Linked DNA regions of Homo sapiens: regions 1, 2 and 4 are each linked to region 3. A link is a contact called in ENCODE Hi-C or POLR2A ChIA-PET data. All regions are on one chromosome and are shown on one strand. The core of a region is the stretch at or near the end of the contact, and the rest is flanking DNA. Distances in the headings are between cores, read along the strand shown. Region 1 overlaps COL16A1 (collagen type XVI alpha 1 chain). Region 2 holds the start of COL16A1 (collagen type XVI alpha 1 chain). Region 3 holds the start of TMEM39B (transmembrane protein 39B). Region 4 overlaps ADGRB2 (adhesion G protein-coupled receptor B2).

What was found. Hi-C counts contacts between places; a loop is a spot of excess contacts on that map. ChIA-PET counts read pairs that join two places held with the same protein, here RNA polymerase II (POLR2A). Pooled maps may share reads with other maps.
Region 1: a loop to region 3 is called in a map of prostate gland, with 5 times the contacts of the local background. The contact joins the enhancer-like site here to the promoter of TMEM39B in region 3. A Hi-C loop is called at or near these places in 23 of 168 maps with a recorded cell type or tissue (B cell, CD14-positive monocyte, CD4-positive, alpha-beta T cell and 14 more), 8 of 37 single-sample maps with no recorded cell type and 31 of 50 pooled maps. POLR2A ChIA-PET finds 5 or more read pairs at or near these places in 2 of 52 experiments (A673 and B cell).
Region 2: a pooled map shows a loop between it and region 3 (2.8-fold over the local background). The contact joins the promoter of COL16A1 here to the promoter of TMEM39B in region 3. A Hi-C loop is called at or near these places in 3 of 168 maps with a recorded cell type or tissue (CD8-positive, alpha-beta T cell, ascending aorta and naive thymus-derived CD4-positive, alpha-beta T cell), 1 of 37 single-sample maps with no recorded cell type and 14 of 50 pooled maps. POLR2A ChIA-PET finds 5 or more read pairs at or near these places in 3 of 52 experiments (K562 and WTC11).
Region 4: a pooled map shows a loop between it and region 3 (2.4-fold over the local background). The contact joins the enhancer-like site here to the promoter of TMEM39B in region 3. A Hi-C loop is called at or near these places in 2 of 50 pooled maps. POLR2A ChIA-PET finds 5 or more read pairs at or near these places in 4 of 52 experiments (A673, BJ, MCF 10A and 1 more).

The regions. Positions count from the first base shown.
Region 1 is chr1:31,664,640-31,667,906 of GRCh38, forward strand. It overlaps COL16A1 (collagen type XVI alpha 1 chain), which reads right to left. Exons shown (of 71, transcript NM_001856.4): 52 at 2,936-2,989; 53 at 1,398-1,442; 54 at 1,243-1,296; 55 at 944-979; 56 at 533-595. Among named protein-coding and RNA genes, the nearest start is that of PEF1, 21 kb to the left of the region's middle. RefSeq lists enhancers at 1,162-1,701, 1,702-2,240, 2,781-3,267. Within about 2 kb of position 1,737, at least 8 of the 41 ENCODE cell types and tissues checked have a DNase peak (open chromatin) inside an H3K27ac peak, as active enhancers do.
Region 2 is chr1:31,702,249-31,705,724 of GRCh38, forward strand. It overlaps COL16A1 (collagen type XVI alpha 1 chain), which reads right to left and starts at 1,769. Exons shown (of 71, transcript NM_001856.4): 1 at 1,589-1,769. RefSeq lists a silencer at 3,190-3,239.
Region 3 is chr1:32,071,527-32,075,082 of GRCh38, forward strand. It overlaps TMEM39B (transmembrane protein 39B), which reads left to right and starts at 1,413. Exons shown (of 9, transcript NM_018056.4): 1 at 1,413-1,525; 2 at 3,425-3,551. The coding sequence starts at 1,522. RefSeq lists an enhancer at 812-1,417.
Region 4 is chr1:31,742,477-31,746,128 of GRCh38, forward strand. ADGRB2 (adhesion G protein-coupled receptor B2) reads right to left here. Exons shown (of 33, transcript NM_001364857.2): 5 at 2,172-2,255; 6 at 1,717-1,881; 7 at 362-526. Among named protein-coding and RNA genes, the nearest start is that of MIR4254, 14 kb to the right of the region's middle. RefSeq lists an enhancer at 2,293-2,342. Within about 2 kb of position 2,200, at least 3 of the 41 ENCODE cell types and tissues checked have a DNase peak (open chromatin) inside an H3K27ac peak, as active enhancers do.

The DNA of each region.
Region 1 (3,267 bases), core at 487-2,986, 410 kb before region 3:
ACTGCTGCTCCCCCAACCCTTGTCACCAGGCAGGACACGGGCCACCCCTGCCCTCTCTGGGCCCTTGGGGACAACTGGAGCACGGCTACCCAGGAGGAGCCCATTCCCCTTCCACGTTGGTGTCCTCCTTCAGGACGTGCTTCCCCCTTCTCTCAGCTCCTCGCTCATCCTCCCGCCCAGGAGACGAAGGTGGCCTGGGCTGCCTATCACATTCTACTCCTCCATCAGACCCCCTGCCTCCTCCCCACCTACCTCCCTGCCTTTCCCCCCATCACAGCAGACAAGGGCCTGGGCTGCACAGAGGCCGCAGGCATCCTGGGCCAAGCAGACATCCCGAGGAGCCCACTGGTCCACTGCAAGCCCTGTCGGCCTCCAGTAGTCACTGGGCCCATCCTGGAGGCCTCTTTTCCCAGCCTCAGTGCAACTGGGTCAGTCTTGGAATTTCCTGAAAGCCTGATGCTAGGGGTGGGACAGGGGCATGGGAGCTGCATGGCTCAGATCTGTGACTTTGCCAACCCAGGGTCCTGCTCACCTTCTCTGCTTGAGGGCCAGGTGGGCCAGGTGATCCAACTTTGCCTGGGAATCCAGGGGGACCCTGTATCAACAAAGGGGCAGGCAGGAATGAAAGTGGGGCTGGAGGGGGAGCTCCCCTTCTTTATTCTTCCTGTGCATGATGCACTGTTGTTAATGCAATTCATTTTGACTTCCTAGAAGCACCACTTGGGAGCATTACGTCTGCCTGGCCTGCTGGGCTGGGGCCCACACAAGAGGCTGGGCTCTCCAGGTCCTGGTTCCTGGAATCAGGCCTGGCCACCCAGGCCGTTCTCCCCTGCCTCTCCCCTCTTCTCCCCAGGACCATCCTACCCCAGCCTGGCCTGGTCAGGCCTGCCCCTCCCGATGAGACCACATCAGACAGAGCTGGCTTTGTGTCTTCTTCACTCACCGGTGGGCCCGGAAAGCCTGGCTGGCCTTGAAATCCCTAGGGTGAGAAGCAAGGGGCAGTGTGCTGTGCCACCCCCTCTCTCCTGCCTGGCTGCCCAGGTGGAAAGAGTGACGGGGGGGGCACCCTCAAACCCATGGGCTTTGCCCTCCCCTCTGCCCACCATGGCTGGCAGGTGAGGCTCTGGGCATGAGGTAGGTCACAACCCAAGGACAGGTAGGGTGGGGAGACTAGAGCTGGTGATCACCAGGGACCCAGCTCCTTCCCTGCCTCCCTGCAGCCAGGTCCCAGTCGTCACTCACCTGGTCGCCCTTCTCACCGGAGTTACCTTGGGGTCCTCGCTCTCCTCTGGGACCCTGTCACCCACAGAGAACAATGCAGCCGAAACCTAATCTTCCTGCCCTCAGACCCCAGGACAAGACCAGGACCACATCTCCCCATGCCCTCCTTCACTCACCGCTGGGCCTGGGGGGCCTGGGAGGCCTTCAGATCCTGGGGGGCCCTAAGGATACAAAGGAACAGAATCAGTCACTCCTCCTGGGGAGGTGAAGGATGAGGTAGGGGGATGTGACAGGGGACTGCCCAGAACAGAGGTGGCATGTGCTGGGAGGCCCCTGGGCTGGCAGGCCCCCTCTGCCTGATCTGCTCAGGCTTCCCTGCTCTTGCCCGAGCTACTGAACCAGCCTCCTAACTCGTCCTGCCACCTCCTGGCTCACTGCAAGCCAGCCAGCAAATGGCTGCCCTCTTCTCCTCCAGCATAGCTCTGATTATGTCACTCTCTTGCTCAAACACCTTATGCGGCTCCCTCTGCCTCTGAGTGGGGCGCACACTTTCCACCAACGCTGGTCTTTGAGGCAGCCTGTGATCTGGCACCAGCCACCCCTTCCCACTTCTCCTCCCTCTCTCCTTCTCATCTTCCGCCTTGCTCAGTCAGACTGCTGTTCTCTGACACACTCTATACCCTCACACCCCCAGGCCTTTGCACCCTTAGCACAGCTTTCTCTTCTACCTAGAATGCCCCCTTCCCCCCTTCCTAGGTCCCCTGAACCCTTGCCAAATCATCTGATGGCTGGAAGCTGTTCCTGCAGTGCCCCACCCAGCCTCTCCCTCTGGAATTCCCCAGTACAGACAGCCACAGGGATCCCTCCCTCCTGCTAGTCAGCTCTCAGCTCATATGCCACCTGCTCAGAGAGGCCTTCCTGCCCCTCCGCTTCGATGGTGCCCAAACACCTCTCCAGCCCCTTCCCCTGTCCCATTTCCTCCATGAGTCCCAGTCCTCATCGTTCCTAGGCACTTGTTTATTCATCTGGCAGCTCCCTCCCCCACGGCAGGGCAAGAGGGCAACTGCGCTCTGTTCATGGAGACATCCTCAGAGGGGAGCCTGGCACCCCACAGGCCCCTGAGAAATATCTATTACTGAGTAAATGCCTGATGGAGTTTGCTGAATCCCACTGGGGCCTCACTGAAACTGGTGAATCTGTAAGGCTGCAGTCCCAGTTTGGCTGATCCTAGATCTGAGGTTTGTGAGGTTTGTCACCAGATAGATGTGTGTTCAAGCCCAGGTTCCACCACTACCTCACTCACTAGCTTCAGGAGCCTGGGTGAGTCTCAGCTTTGTCACTCTGGGGGCCCCAGTGTCCTCATCTGGTCACAGCCCAACTCCTGTGCTCAACGTGGGGCCTGGCAGGCCTTGGCTCTGGAGGGTGGCTCTGGGGAGCTGGGGTCCACTGGGGGTCTATAATCCCAGGTCCTCCTTTGTAGGAGGCGGAGGAGTGCTTCTGCGGCTGCCTCCTGGCACCCTCCCCTTGGCAGCCCTGCGGGGATTCTCCTCACAGCCTCCACCTCCACAGCACCCAGCCTGTGCTGCAGGCTTGGGGGCAGGGGGGCAGCAGGGGTCACGATCCTCCCCTTCACAGGCTGCTGCCAAGTCTCCAGCCCGAGACTGTGTGGCTCCACGTGCAGCCCTGCATCCAGCCCCACGCCGCTGGGACTCACCGGCTCTCCTTTCTCTCCCGCTGACCCGGTGTAGCCACGCTCCCCCTTGATGCCCTGACAAGTGGCAAAGAGACAGTGGAATTAGCCCCACAGAATTAGTCCGTCACGGCACTAATGCGAGGAGCGGAGACTGCAGCTGGCACCCAGACTGGCTCTGGGGGAATGGCACTGGGAGGACCGCTGGGTGCTCCAAAGCTGCCGTGCCTCCCATCTGCCACCGTGCCCCCCAAGCCCCCAGTGGAAAGGAGGACACACCCACCCAGCAGCTTCTGTGGGGGTGGCACCTCTAAGCTGTCTCTCCAATCTCCCAAACCCCTCACCCCCAGGAGGCA
Region 2 (3,476 bases), core at 519-3,018, 370 kb before region 3:
AAGGCGGATTTCTGAGTTCACACAGCACAACTCCACACGTGGGCAAGTCGTGGACAGCCTGTGGGGCCCAGGCACTGGTATTGGGGTGGCAGGAGGTCTGGCCAGGCATCAGTCTCTCTCAGAGGCCCAACCACAGCCCTTGGGCTAGGATTTGAGCAGAGGCGATATTCAAAATATTTAACCACCGGTATGGCACGGATACCAGCTTTCAGGCAAAGCAGAAAGCTGCCTACTGCACTGAAATAGTGTCCAGGCAGCATCTGGCTGTGCCAGTGGATACTTGCTGGATTGGGAGAGGTCTAGAAGGTCTTAGAAGGCCAGAGAAGTTGGAATAGTGATGAGGGCTTAAAGAAGAGGCTATTCTTCAAGACACGTGGAAGTATTTCAAGTCTAGCATCTTGTGCACTGTCCTGGTATATATACCAGCCTGATACCTTACTAGCGCACCCAGCTCAGCCCAGGAAGCCCTCCCAGGCACCCACAGGGTCAGGGGCTGGTGACTGGGCTGAGATTGTGGGCCACAGCCTTCCATAGGGCTGTGTGGGGGCCAAGGAAGCTTTCCCCATAGGTATAGTGGGCAGGAGAGCAGGTCTCTAGGGCTCAGGACCTCATTGCCAGCCACCCCCGCCCCCAGCTGATGGATGCTTGTCTTTTAGTTTTATTAAACCCTGATGGATGGGCCCAGATAAATCGATGCAGGCTCAGCAAGTGGCCAGCAGAGCCATACATCGTCTGGCCTCCCCCAGGACAGGCAGCTCACGTGCACAAACACAGAGCCATGCATGTGTCAGCACAGCACATGCAGATGCGCAGGTACATGTACATAAGGACACATATGTGGTACCAGTGTGCATACAAAGCTATCTGCACACAGGCATGCTCACGGAAACATATGCTCGCTGATATACCCAGACACACCAGCTTGCATATACCCACATGCGCACAGCCAGCCTATGACCACTCCTCCTGTAGGTCTTCCTGTTGGGAAGTTCTAATGCAAGTCTGACTGCATTCCTTCCAACTCTAATGAAATCCAATTTTCCTTCCCTCAATCATGGATAGGAAATGAAAACAGAAAGGACCCCTTACCCCAATATATTTGGAGATAGGACTCCAGCCCCCTTCTCCCTGGGACAGAACTGTGCCCCCAGCCTGCCTATTCATCCCCCATCCTAGTGATATACACATCCCAGCTCTCAAACCCTATCCTGGTCTTCCTCCTGCCAGCCAATAGAAGGGCTGCCAGCTGTGGCGCCATGTGGGTGCATGTGGAGGCGTGAGGATGGATGTGATCCTGTCCCCTTCCGGCTCCTAGTCTCTGGTCGCCACTCCTCAGGCTCCAGCCAGAGTGCAGGGCTGCAAGGACAGAGCCAGAGAAGCTTCCAAGGAGACGGCTCACCCCAACACAGAGGCATAGATTTGGGCGCAGGGAGTCAGAACCAGGATGGAGTTTAGAGCTCATCTCGCTCTAGAGAAGACGACCAAGGCCCAGAGAGGGAATGCCACTTTCCTCAGGTCACACAGCAAGTCTGGCAGAAAGGGCCTCTCAGCCCAGAGCCCTGAGGCCGCCCACTGTATCCCTACTTACCGGTGGCCGGGGATCCCCCCACCTCACTGAGCAGTCCAGGCAGCAGGCGGAGGAAGCAGAGCCCAGGTTCCTCAGGTCCGCTAGGGGTTCTCTATCTCTCCGTGACGGTCACGGGTCCCCAGCTTCCTGGCGCTCGAGCTCTCCCGGCTGTCTGCTGCCCGGCGCACGCCTGCCGGGGACTGCCGGCCACTCCGGGTGGGGGAAGAGAGGCGGTTCCAGGGGGCTGGGGGCCTGCCAGGGACACTAATGGAACACAGCTGGACCGGCCCGCCAGGGAGGAGGAGGAGGAGGGCCTAGAGGGGGCTCCAGCGGCACCAGAGGCGGCTAGACTGCGGGGTGCACAGCCCCGCCCCGGGTCTGGCCGAGCTCCCAGGCCCGCCCCTCCTGCCTCACCGCCAGGTGAGCGATCCTCGAGCTAGGCGGGACCCTACGTGCCCAGAGCTGCCCTGGAAGGGGGCTCCTGCGGGCCCTTTAAGAGTCAGGCCTGGAGTTTGAAGAGCTCCCCCTTTCCATGTCCCTGGCTGGGCCCCCAGAAGGCTGCGGGGTGGGGGGGCGGGGAGGGGACAGGGGTGGAGGGAGCAGGGTAGAGACCCTCCTCCCAAGTGCGTGGCACCCATGATGTGGCTGCCGCCCAAGCCTCGGTGGTCAGCTTTTTCCAATTCCTCTGCCTAACATTCCCAGTCAGTCTGTCCCTAGGTCTGTCTGTACTGGGAGGAGGAGGGTGGGAACCCCCTCCCTCCTCCGTGCTAAATTAACCCCCTCTGCTCTGGCCTGACTCCCAGAGAAGTGAGACTGAGGGAGTCCCCTTATTCCTCCTTACTCCATGAGGTTGGAAGGGCTCAAATCCCTGGCCCCTGCTCTGGCTTTGCGGTTCCAAATGTGCTGTGTAACCATACTCCGTTTTCTCATCTGGAAGATGGGATCGTGAGAGTATATGCCTCATAGACCTTTGCTGTAAGCAGGAAATGGGCCAAAGGCTGTAAGCGCTTAGCACACGGTCTGGCACATGAGAGGAGCTCAGTAAATATTTGCTGCTATTATCGTTATTACTGTGATCCCTGGCAGGGGACGGGACTGGATTTCAAGCCTTTACACCAGCACTGGGGAGGGACCTGCTTTATATTCACGGTCCAAGGACGCAAGAGGAATTGAGCTGGGCTGAAAGATTGGAGCTCTGAGGAGGAAGGAGCCGGTAATGTTCCGAGTTCTGCCCAGAGGCAGGGCCGTTGACCAAGGTGGAATCCCCACCAAGGGTCTCCTCCCGCTGTAGACCGAAAGCAAATTTATTGGCACCAAGGCTGAGGATCCACAAAGTAGGTTCAAGAGGCCATGAGATGCTGGGCTGAAGAGGGAGAAACTGAGCGTCCCCAGTTGAGGGGGGCTCTGGGGGCTCTGTGGAAGCAACGCGCCTAGCCCTGTGGCCTCGGCTAACCCGGGGTAGGGGGAGGTTGTAGGGGCAGGCCTGGGATTTCCCGCCTCCAGACCCAGAGGCGCTGAGTCAGCGGAAACCCCAACCACGCCACAGAGGCGCCCCACTGTGGTCCCAGTGAGGAGCTGGCCCCAGATGTGGCTGTGGCAGTGGTGGGGCCTGGGAAGTGCTGAGCTCAGCAGGCGGGAAGCGGAGGGGGTGGGGCCTTCTGAGCACTCTGGCCTGCGGGGTGGGTGGGCACAGGCCCCGCCTGCCCTACCAGAGGGTGCTGCCCCAGCAGTGGGCACTCGGGAGAGGTGGGAAGCGCATATAGGTCAGGCTCTGTGCTGAGAACTTCACATATGCTAACTCCTTCGATCTTTACAACAACGCCTTAAGGCAGAATTCCATTTTTATTCCCAAACCTGCAGCACAGGAAAAACACAACTTGCCCGGGATCCCACAGCTAGTCAGTGGTGG
Region 3 (3,556 bases), core at 163-2,662:
ACTTGGGAGGCTGAGACAGGAGAATCGCTTGAACCCGGGAAGCGGAGGTTGCAGTGAGCCGAGATCGTACCACTGCACTCCAGCCTGGGCAACAGAAAGGGAGACTCCAGTCTCAAAAAAACAAAACAAAACAAAAACAAAAATTAGCCGGGCATGGTGGTGCACGCCTGTAATTTCAGCTTGTTGGGAGGCTGAGGCAGGAGAATCGCTTGCACCCAGCAGGTGGAGGTTGCAGTGAGCCGAGATCGAGCCACTGCTCTCCAGCCTGGGCAACAGAGACTCCATCCCCTCAAAAAACAAAATAATAAAATAAATACACCCTCCTGCCTGAGGGACCTTGCACTAACTATTCCCTCTGCCTGAAATGCCCCCTTTCTCCAGAAATCTGCACCACTGACTCACTCATTTCCTTCATGTGTTTACTCAAGTCAACTCTGAAGCCTGCTCTGCCTGCCCTATTTAAAACTGCAACCCCATCCCCCTTTCCTGTTTTTCCTTCACACCATTCCCATCTAACATACTACAGAATTTACCAATTTTGTTCATGTCTATCTCCTCCCACTTGACTGTAAGCTCTATGACTATTAATGAAATATCTACTAATTCATTCAATTAATTGAATACTGCTATTAAGTGCCAAGCACTGTGCTAAGCAATGGAGCTACAAGATGACTAAAACTGCTTGTAGGTCTTGTGAGGGAAGAATCCTAATGACAATAAATGTAGCTCATTTAGTCAATGCTTCTCCAAACATCGTGATGGCTAATACTAAAACAGACTCAGTTCTGCATGCTCTATTTCATTTAACCCTCACCGAAACCTACACGGTGACCATCAGCAGCCTCATCGTAAAGCATAAAAAAACAAGATTGCAAGGCTGGGAAATGGCAGTCAGGATCTGAACCACGGTGTTGACAATGAGAACGGTGAGTAACGTCAAATGTGAGAAATATTTAGGACTTAGGCTCACAAAGACTAAGGCAAAGATCGGATGTGGGGGCCGAGGGAGGGAGGAAATGACTCCTGGATTTTGACTGGGGTGGACTAAAGCGCAGTGAGGCCTAAGAGAAGGATGAAGCGCAACGTGGGGCTGGGCTGGAGGTGCCTGCGGACCGGTCAGGGATATGGTCCACCCCTAGGGGAGCGGAGAGGCGGCTCCGCACCCTCCTCCGGTCGCCGCCGCCCCGGTCCAGGAGATGCTGAGAGAAGACACGCACGGGAAGAGCAGGAGGTGGGTTCCGTTCCCCTCCCTCTTGAGTCTCTTCACCAGCAGCTGCAGGAAGGGCGTGGGGGACCGAGAGACAAAGAGCGCGCAGGCACCGCCTCCGTCCGGGCGGCCCCTTTAAGAAGCGCGCGCCAGCTTCCAGCCCGCCTTGTATGCAAATGTAGCGGCGCGGCGGGAGCGCGCGGCTGATACCCGGGACTGGGCTGCGGCGGTTAGTCCTCTCCCGGCCGCCGTCGCCTCCGACATATTGCCCGCAGGAGCTGCGGCGGCGAAGCGGAGAGCACCGGGGGGAGGAGATGGGTGAGCAGAGCGGCTCAGGCTCGGCCTGGCAACGAGCGGGCGCACGGGTTAGGATGGCCAGGCTGCTAATTGCTGCTCCACGCGGACAGGAGCCCGGTGACGGGAGGGGGAGGGGATGCGAGCGCAGACGGGATCCCGCCCCCTCCTGTCGTTTTGCGGGGTGGGGCCTCTGTTGTGGGGGCGGGACATTGGACGGTGGGCGGGGCTTCTAAGACGAAGCCCTGTGGGGGCTTGGGCTTTCGTGAGGACCAGCTCGTCGGGGCTAGAAAGGGGGGCGGGACTTACCAGTGGGCGTGGCTTCAGCGCTAAGGGTGGAGATTCTGGGCAGGGGGCGCTAGTGCAGTCGGCGTTTCTGGGTTGGAGGGGTTACACTGGGGGCGGTGGAGCGGGGAGACTTCCGACTGAGGGAGCCCATTCTGGAGTGGGGCTTCTGGGCTGAGAGGGCTTTTATTGGCTTGTGGGCGGGGTTTCTGGGCTGACAGTTGTGTGTAGGCGGAGCTTCTGGGCTGAGGGGCTTTATGTGGGTGCAGAGCTTCTAAAGAGAGGAGAGTGGGTGTGGGCAGAGCTTCTGGACTGGACTAAGGGTGTTTGTGTGGGATTTTCTAAGCCAAGTATAACAGCGTATGAACAGAGCTTCTGGTCTGGGGGTTTATGGAGGGCAGAGCTCTTCGCCAGGTACTTTTTAGAGACTTGTGGAGGTTTATAATTTTGGGCATACATCCAAGCCCAAAATTGGCTCCGAAGTGTGGGAAACGCTTCCGAGCTGAGATGCTACGGCGTGGGGTGTATGTGAATGGAGGCTGCTGTGTTACTGTGAAGAGGTATGAACAGGTTATAACTTTTTAAAAATATGTATATGTATGTATATATATTTTTTAATAGAGACCGGGTTTCGCCATGTTGCCCAGGCTGGTCTCCAACTCCTGGTCTCAAGCGATCCTCCCGCCTCGGCCTCACAAATTGCTGAGATTACAGTCGTGAGCCACCACACCCAGTCAGGTTGTGACTTTTTTAGGTGCTTAGGAGCTTTGTGCAGAACTTTTGTGCGAAGTGGTGCGTGGGAGCTTGGGCTAGACTGCTCAGCCTAGTAGGTCCAATTTTTCAGTCCACAGCCACAGGATTCTCCCAGCCATATCCTTGACCCTTTATTTAGGCCCTGGGTCCTGCCCATGAGATCCCAGAATGCCCTTTGAGCTGAATCATGGGGCCCTGGATGAAAAAGCTGTCCCAAAGTTACCCAGAGTTATAGGCCTCCAGAAACTTATGTCTGAATGGGGCCCAATGTGTACCAGAGTTGAGAGCACACGACCCAGCCACGATACTGTGACATAGTGTAAGCTGAGTTTCCTAATGTGTGAAAAACCTACCTTGCTGGGTTCATTCACTCATCAACATATACTTGCTGGGCACTGAGGTAGGGGATATAGCAGTGAAAAAGATAAGGTAACTGACCTCATTGACCTTTCATTGTAATAGGACAGACAAGCAATAAGCATATTAACAAATGAGTAAGATAATTTCAGAGAGTGAATTCTGGTGGAAAAAAAGAATAGAAATTGGAGAGAGAGTGATGGGGAGTTACTTCAAAACTTCAGAAATGGCAGTCCGGGAAAGGCTTTCCAGATAGGATATTATAAGTGCTAGAGGTAGCAATGAGCTTGGCTTGCTGAGGAAAGAAAGATCAAGATGTTTAGAGCATGGGGCGGGTGGTAGAGGGTGGGTGTGAGGTAGAGAATGATAGGGGATGAAGCTGAAGATGTAAGAAGGGGCCAGATCATAGGTCTCAGTGAGGATTAAATGATAAAGTGAGATACTAGGTGACTGGCAGCTGGTATCATTGCTGTTATCCTTGATATATGCCCCCTGGCTTGAGGCTCTATTTTATGTTGAGCCCCACAGGAGGACGAAGAGGTCCCAACAGGACATCTTACTGTCGAAATCCGCTCTGTGAGCCGGGATCCTCGGGGGGCTCTAGTGGAAGCCACACTTCCAGTGCATCGGTGACCAGTGTTCGTTCCCGCACCAGGTAAA
Region 4 (3,652 bases), core at 950-3,449, 330 kb before region 3:
GCTAAGGGAAGGGGCTGCAGGGGTGTCTTCTGATCTTTGCCAGCACTTCAGCCCAGCTTTGTGTCCTCTCACAGTCCAGCTGGCCATGCACCAAAATGCAAGGGCAGCCCAGGGCTTGGAGAAAGAGCTGTCCCCTCTTGATGGCGTCACAGGGTACTAACTCATGTCAGGGCTAGGGGTCAAGTCAGGGCTAGGGGGTCACCTCGCACACAGGCAGGCATACTTCTCCAGTCTCCCCATGCTTGGTCAAAGTTTAAGGGGCCCCCAGGGGCAGGTCACTGGACCTGACTGCCTCCCCAGGTCTCCCGACCCCCCACCGGGCTGGGCAGCGCCCTCATGGAAGCCCACGGGTGCTACTGACCCGGGCAGGCAGCCATACTGCAGAGCTTAGTCTGCAGCTCAGGACCCTCGCAGGCCTTGCCGCCGTGCTGGGGGGGCACGCAGGTCCGCATCCGGCTCCGGGACCCCCGCCCGCAGCTGCGGGAGCACAGGCTCCAGGACCCCCACTCCTCCCACACGCCGTGCACTGCAAGGAAGCACGTGGCCGGTGGCTGGGCGGCACCATGGCCCCGCCCACCACCGGCGCCTGCCCATCCGCCCACCAATCAGGAGCTCCGCAGCTCTGCGGCTGCTCCTCATTGGCTCTGCCCCGGGATCTGTTGCCAGGGGGATCTCCCAGGGCCCCACCAAGGCGCGACCCTTTGAAGGGATGTGCAAGACACAGGCTTCCGGTCCTAATTCACATAGGACAGCCCCTGTGGACGCCTGGACAAGGGGGCCAGGACCAACAGGAGGGGAACCAGGGGTCCTCCTCTCCTGAGGGCACAGGAAAATTCAGGAAAGGACCCAGGACCCACGCCATTCCACCCCTCCCCATCCCACCCACCCCTAGACCCAGAGCCTGAATACAACACAGCAGTCCGGGGGCAAGAGAAGCGCCCTTCCCAGCCCCAAGCGCACAGACACACAAATAAACATGAACCTCTACATGGACACCGACACACCGAGCTCACACGCTGGAACACAGCTTTGCCCCAGGCCTTTGCAAACTCCTGCCATACCCCCAGGTACCAAGAGCCCTTCCCAGGTAGGCCCTGCTCTAAATCCACAGCACCACTGGCATGGCCTAGGCCTCACTTCACCCACTCAGGGAGCAAGGAGCAGGACTGGCTGAGGCTACCCTGCCCTTGCCGTCTCAAGCAAGCACATGCATTTCCTTAACAACTACACACTCAACTGAGGGAGGCTTAGGGGAGGCTCCCTTGAGAGGGGGTGTCCAAAGGAAGGAGGGGAAGGTCAGGGAAGTGGCGTTTGTCTTAGATCTTGAAAGACAGGCTGAATTTGAATAGCCAAGGTCAGGGAGAAAGGATAGGACAAGAATCAGCAAATGCAGGGAGGTGGGAAAGTGCGCAAGCTACTGATATGGCCAGAGCGGAGTGGGTAAAAACACGAGCCTTGGTTACCAGGATGCAGGCACTGGGGGAATGATGTGCCCAGAACCGGGCCCAGTAGCATGGGCCCTGGTCTGATCCATCTGTGCCCCCAGTGCCCTGCACCGGGCTGGCATGGTACGCAGAGTTGGGCATGGTGTGGGGAACAGCCACATTTGTTGAATGAAAGGAGGAGGCAACCAACCATTTTGGAGATTAATCTGCCCAAGTCCCAGGCAGGACCTAACCCTGCAGGCAGGTGGGGTGGGGAGGAGGATGGGCCTACCTGGGCAGGTGGCTGAATTGTTGCAGGGCCTGGTCTCCCGCAGGGGCCCGCTGCACAGGGTCCCATAGGGGGAGGACACACAGGAGCGGGTCCGCACCTGCAGACCCTGCCCACACGTCAGGGAACACACGCTCCACGGGGACCACTCCTCAGCCGCCGGGTCGCCTACGAGAGAGGGACAGCGTCGGCGGCAGGGGGCACCTCCCAAGCACTCAGTCTCATAGGGATAGGGGGAGTGGCAGTAAGGTGGGGGCAGGCATCAGAGGGCTCCTCCTACCCTGACCCCAAGTAACAGGCTCTTCAGGAGGCCACCCAGCCCTTCCCACAAGCTTCATGTGGCACAGACGCGACTGAACTGCAGGACAGAGACAGACAGGCACACACCAAGCACACACACCACCAGACGCACACAGTCGGGCCCCCGCCGCAGAGGAAGGGAGGCGGGCCCGAGTTACCTGTCTGCGCCATGTATAGCCCAGGCTCATCTGCAGACCTCGGCCACTGGGTTTTCACTTTCGGTTCCTCTTCCGGCTCCTCACCTGGAACACGGAGGTGGTGGCAGGGGCTCAGCAAAGGCCAGCTAGGTTCTGTTACAGTGGCACAGTGAAGGCAGCCTTCCTTGCCCTCCGCCTGAGGGCCTGGAACCAACTGCATGATGCTCTCTCAGGATCACATTCTGCCCTCTGCCCCACCACCACTATTTCACAGACAAGGAAACTGAGGTTCAGAAGGCTACACAGGACTAGGCCCTGACCTCACAGTCATCTTTTCCACCTCTTGCCTCAGCCAGATGTGGGGGAGATTTAAGGGGCATGGCTGCCCATATGAAAGAGCTCTGGGAATGCTTCTGTGCCAAGTGCGGCCCATAACCCTCTCCTTTAGTCCTCTCACTGGAAAGAAGAACCATCATCTCTGTTTACAGATGAGGAAACTGAGGGCTAGACAGGGGAAGTGCCTTGTCCAAGAGCACACAGCTGCATTTGCTCCTCCATTGTACTGACTCCTAGGGGCTGAAAAAACATCCAAGCTGAGCTGCTGCAACCCTGGCCCCGAGCCTATCTCTGAGATACAGTTCATGCTCCCCAAGCAGCACTGGACTGTGACCTGGAGGCACAGGTCAGAATGCCACTCCTCTGAGACCCAAGGGGCCTAGGACAAGTGCCCACATCCAACAGACCTTTCTCCTGCTGGCCCTGAGGCCAGGAGAACAGCAGGTGCTCGAGGAGGCCAGGCTACCTTGACCCTGGCCCCACCAGGCTCTCAGCTGCCCTGATTTATGTGTCTGGGCTAGGCCTTGGAAGCACTACCAGCCCTGGTGGCTTCCATTCTCCAAAGCCTGGCCCTCCTGCACAGACATGAGCTCATCAGGGCCCTCTCCCACAATGGGGTGTCAGGGAGGGGCAGACATGGGCACAGAAGGGAAAGGCCCAGCAGCCTCTGCATGAGCAGGTGGGACTGGAAGAGCCTTTGAGGATGGGCTCACCCCATGCTATCCCCAGACTATTAGGTGCTCCTCTCCCCCACCTCCAGGCTCCTTCCTATCTCTAAAAGCCAGCAGTACTGGACAGGCACGCTGAGTGTGAAGGGACCCACCAGGGCTGCCTCTTCCTGCCCCCTGCTGCCCAGCCCGGGCTCTGCAGCTGAGAGGAAGCTCTTTCTCACCAAGCATGAGGAGCAGCCACCCTGAGCAAATCTGCTGCTGGGGGCTCAGAACTGCCACCCAGCCCAGCCTCTGGTCTCATCCACTCTGGGGCCTTTCCCTCCACGTCAGTCACCAGCCCCAGGGCCTGATCCACATGATCCCTGAAATTTCTCCATCTCTGAAACCTGGACTCCCAGAAGAGCTTTGGAGTGAATTAACCCTGGATCCCAAATGGGGTGTGGACATTGACCAGCTGTGTGGCCTCGGGCATGTCTCTTCACCTCTCTGACCCTG